Regions from separate parts of the Mus musculus genome. Here region 1 is linked to region 2. A link is a loop called in an ENCODE intact Hi-C map of the cell type or tissue named here. Cell type or tissue: gastrocnemius. All regions are shown on one strand.

Evidence for each region. A loop is a pair of places that touch in the nucleus more often than their neighbours do. Peaks named below come from ENCODE experiments on the same cell type or tissue, not always from the same donor. Only the 100,000 strongest peaks of a DNase experiment are listed, where the experiment ranks them.
Region 1: it touches region 2 in a loop (3-fold over the local background); 7 of 42 quality-filtered maps call a loop at or near these places.

The regions. Positions count from the first base shown.
Region 1 is chr3:86,808,137-86,810,636 of GRCm38, reverse strand. The region is part of intron 8 of Dclk2 (doublecortin-like kinase 2); the gene reads left to right. Among named protein-coding and RNA genes, the nearest start is that of Gm46810, 21 kb to the left of the region's middle. In gastrocnemius, a CTCF peak has its summit at 2,381 (motif pointing right); DNase peaks (open chromatin) are centred at 1,220 and 2,363.
Region 2 is chr3:86,327,306-86,329,805 of GRCm38, reverse strand. Lrba (LPS-responsive beige-like anchor) reads right to left here. Exons shown (of 57, transcript NM_030695.2): 21 at 2,084-2,207; 22 at 1,450-1,642. Among named protein-coding and RNA genes, the nearest start is that of Gm40083, 34 kb to the left of the region's middle. In gastrocnemius, a CTCF peak has its summit at 1,124 (motif pointing left); DNase peaks (open chromatin) are centred at 920 and 1,090.

The DNA.
Region 1 (2,500 bases), 480 kb before region 2:
CATGGTCGTCTAGCCTGGCATACACGGCAGAAAACAGCTAAGGGCCTTTGTTCTCCAACAGGGTGAAGATGGTGATTCCTGAGGTTGTTCTCTGACCCCTCCATCACACACAGACACACACACACAGACACACACAGACACACACACACACACACACACACAGACACACACACACACACAGACACACACACTCACACACACACACTCATATACAGAAGAAACATTTGAGCTGGTCCTTGAACCGTGGCAGGATTTTGGTAGGAAAAAACCCTGCCAGGTGGCCAGACAGAGTGAGCAAAGGCCCAGACTTAGCTCTGCCTTACGGCCACGTTAACAGAGGTTGCTGAGGAGGCTGTGGTATTGGGTTAGGATTCTTCCTGTTCTGTCCTTAGATCCCTCATTCCAAATGAATATTGACTGACTCTCCACAGTAAAGAAACCCCCAGCTGTCCTTTTCACCTTCCAAGTTTGTATTCATTATGTGCTTGTTATGGGCCCACACAGGACACAAACCTGAAAGTATATTGTAGTAGCTTTGACCTGTTGGAGTAAATTACCACACAGCTTAAATCAACAAAAATTATCCTCTCACAGGTCTGGCTTTGGACATGGAAATCTACACTTTGTCTGGGGCTTCTGGCTCTGAGCACACTTCCTGGTGATTGGCAGCCTTAGGCTACAGCCACATCACTGCAGTCTCTCTCCAGCTTCCCGGTTTCTCTTCTGGGCTTTCATTGCTGCTCTTACATCCCTGTGAATTCCCTTGCCTCTCTAGAAGGCTGCTGTGATTCATTTGGGCTAGTCTGTTAATAGAAGGCTGGCTGTCCCTGTATTGCTCTATCTCCTTTTCCTAATAAGGTAATATTTACAAAGTCTGGGGATCAGGACCTGATGCGTTTGGGTAACTATGTCAGAAATCACACAAAGTGACTTGAACACACTGTCTTGCTTGCTGTCTCATCCTCAGCAGTCTAGCTACCAGCAGGGAAGCCATTGGTAGGGAGTGTGTGCATGTTCGTGTGTGCACGTGAATGTGCATGTGCATGCATGCATGCATGTGTGTGTGTGTGTGGTGTGTGTGTGTGTGGTGTGTGTGTGTGTGTGTGTGTGTGTGTGTGTGTGTGTGTGTGTGTTGCTCTTTGCTGGAAAGTGAGGCAGAGCAGCCCACCAACAGACTACAGTAGGAGGAGAGCTATGATTTTTCTACGTGTGAGAGAACAGATGGTGGCGGCCAGCCGAGGAGAGAGTCAACCAGCTCAGCCTTGATGGAGCAGGGAGGTTTTCTTCACGGGAAGGTGGAGTCACTTCCGCTGGGTTCAGATGCTGCTCACACTCTACACAGAGAGAGTTTGATAAATACATTCGGCGGAGTATTTGTACACAGTAGAGTAAAAGCGGCTGTAGGCTGCGCAGGACTTCTGGAAAGCAATTGTGTAGCCTTTATATTAGTGCTGCTGTTTGGCTTTTCATGTAACTAGTTTGAAAACAGTGGCTCTCAACCTTCCTAGTGCTGCGACTCTAACACAGTTCCTTGTGTTGTGGTGACCCCCATCCATACAATTATTTTTATTGCTACTTGATATTGTAATTTCTACTGTTATGAATTATAATATAAATACCTGTGTTTTCAATGATCTCAGGCAACCCCCAAGGGGGTTGTGCCCTACAGGTTGGGAGCCATTGTTTTAAAAGGATCATTTCTTATAGTCAGGCATAGAGAGAGTGTGTGGAAAAACCTAGGAGCAGCTTCTGGGTCCCAACAGGAACATTTCCTCTCTGCTTAGATGGGACTGTTTTCAGGAGCGGGCCAGTACATTCACATGTAGCTTATGTGGAGGCTGTTGTCCCCGTATTTGCTTGATGTTTGAACTTGACACCGCTGGTAGCTTTCTAACCCTGCCAAGAGGGGTCCCACAGTGGGTCCACAGATGTTTTGAGTGCCTTTTGTTGAAAATAATAATAATTTGGGGAAGGGTCTCTGGATAGCGTAGACAGCATATTTTAACTCCATACAAAGAGCTTTTGTTATGCTGCTGACACCGACTGCGTCACACTTATTCATTAGCATCCAAAACTTACCTGAAAATAACTTTATAGACTCTTAACACTGCAGAAAATGGGCAGGCAGAATATGGCATTGAGGCTGGAAACCATAATCTAGTTAGTTTTAAAATAAGCCTGTTTTACTCTAGTGGTGGTGACTGCTCTTGTCGAGTGAGACAAATTCTCATCGCTGCTTTTACATCTGACTCACATGGCGTGAATGTGTGTGGAGGGTTTACTGTGTCTTCTCTGTGTGGCCACCATGGCTGGCTGTACAGCCGCTTCCCTGGACTGGGTCCCAGTGTGCTGGCTGCTGCTTTGTGCTATGCTCAGCAGGGGGCGCTGTCCCTGACTTCCCAGGCTTGTTAGGCTTTGAGAGACTTGGAAGTGTTGAGTCTACAGCATTCAAGAAGCCCAAGTCCTCTTTCCTGAAAGGAGAACAGAGCCCCCTTACATA
Region 2 (2,500 bases):
TCCACCCCATAATCAGCATCCAAACGCTGACACCATTGCATATACTAGCAAGATTTTATCGAAAGGACCCAGATGTAGCTGTCTCTTGTGAGACTATGCCGGGGCCTAGCAAACACAGAAGTGGATGCTCACAGTCAGCTAATGGATGGATCACAGGGCTCCCAATGGAGGAGCTAGAGAAAGTACCCAAGGAGCTAAAGGGATCTTCAACCCTATAGGTGGAACAACATTATGAACTAACCAGTACCCCTGAGCTCTTGACTCTAGCTGCATATGTATCAAAAGATGGCCTAGTCGGCCATCACTGGAAAGAGAGGCCCATTGGACACGCAGACTTTGTGTGCCCCGGTACAGGGGAACACCAGGGCCAAAGGGGGGGAGTGGGTGGGTAGGGGAGTGGGGGTGGGTGGGTAAGGGGGACTTTTGGTATAGCATTGGAAATGTAAATGAGCTAAATACCTAATAAAAAATGGAAAAAAAAAAAAAAAAAAAAAAAAAAGAGATGTAAAGGTTTGACAGTAAGACCCAAGAGAGAATGCCTAGCATATAGACTGCACTAGGCTCAATAACTTGAGCTAGCTAAACAAAAAAAACTATATATGGTATATACTTCACTAAGAGTATAAAGAAGATACATAAATAGTAACATTGAAGTATGTTAGTAGGGAATGGGAGTAGGAGCTATGAAGGATACAGACAAAACATTTGAGAACGGGTATTTAATTTCATAAATGCTAAGTATTAGGCCCCTTGTTCTTTGTATCTTTCAGTGTCTCTAATATTTCATTATAAATTTTTAAGCTAAAAAAGCAAAGAACAGGCTGGAAGAAGTGAAAGTGAAGAAGCCGACCGCTCAACCTTAGAAGGTAGGGGCAGGAGGCTCACAAGCCCCAGGTCACTACTGACAAGATTACTAAGCTCATGGCCATCCTGGGTCACATACACACTGAGTTAAAAACAGGAAAATAGGTGAGATTTTCTTTGAAACCAATTTTTTTTACCTGATTTTGACTAAGCAAAGTGCAAATATGAGCCAGAACTTTTCTTTTTATTCAACTTTATATTATTTACAAGAGGGAAACAAAAAACAAAAACAAAAACCTCCCATCTTTGAACATGGTGCGCCACCTTGTGTTCAAAACTTCCTAACAACAATAAAAATTCAGAAAAAAAGAATCTGAGTAAGGCATACATAAATATCTAAATTTCTATATATTATTCCATGATGTTCAATTTTACTTAAACACATATAATACTTACACTGGAAAATAATTGTTTCAGATCTATATAAGTAAGGAATATTTTTATTAATGCCTTTGGTTTTACTTCATTTATTTTCAGAAAATAACTTGCCTTTTTCCTTTATTTCAAGCATATTAATATTTTACATGAGTAAAATTCAAAATTACAGTTACTTAAAACATCATACACTTTCATAAGGCAGCTTACCTTTGAATGTGTGATGGATAAGGTGTCTACCCACACTCGCCAGCCACCCCACTCGTATTTGACTGCATGGTAAAGCAGAATTCTGAATATGGCGTACACCATCTCTGTTATCTTTTGCTCATCTGAATTCTTAGGATTAAAATAGCAGAGAGAAAGCATCCATTCTTGCCACACAGAGCACTGCAGCAAGCTCCTGAAAATATTTTTTAAAAAATATTGAATTACTACAAAATATAAAATCACCAGAGAATTCTACAGACTAATTGTCTGTAAAAAGAAAGATGGGGGAGGTGGGGAAGAGGGACAAACCAGGCCAGGCTTGTTAGTACATGCCTTCAATCCCAGCACTCACAAGACAAAGGCAGGTTGGTCTATAAGTTCCAGGCCAGCCTGTTCTACAGAAGGACAGGTAGGGCTTGTGTGAAACCCTATTCCCAATGTGGGGCTGGGGGCTGGACCCAAGCCATAGTTATCTATAATACATCCAAAGCAGTTTTAACAATGTGGTAATAAAAATTCTAGCTCTTGTGTGTTATTTCCTCACACTTATAAAGAGGAATTTTTCTAAGACAAACTGGAATCACCCAAAAGTCGACATGAATACTGTAAATAGCTGCTTTCTGTTCCAGCTTACCTCCTGTTTTCTCTACTGTTATTAAAAAGTTTAATCATGTCAGAAAGAAATGCTCGGCGAACCTCCATGCTCTCTGGGCACTGGGGAGAATTTCGAAGTAGGGTCGCAATTACTTTTAGTATCTCTGTAAGACAGTTCATAAATAAGTAAAAACCAAACACAACAAAAAAATTCATGAAGGTAGATTAATATAAATGATTTCTTGAGCTTTCCTTTATAAATGTCTACTAAAAACATCTTGTAAAACTTGGGGAAACATGCTGACTTAACACTTATTTTAGAGAAGTTGTAAGTTTATAGAAAGGAGCCAATATTTGTTCAACAGGACAATGACTTAATGTCAAGCTGATTGTCTCCCCTCCAACAAATGACCTTGACATGGTGAAGCAGGTGCCTGAGCTACACCCAGCCAGTTAC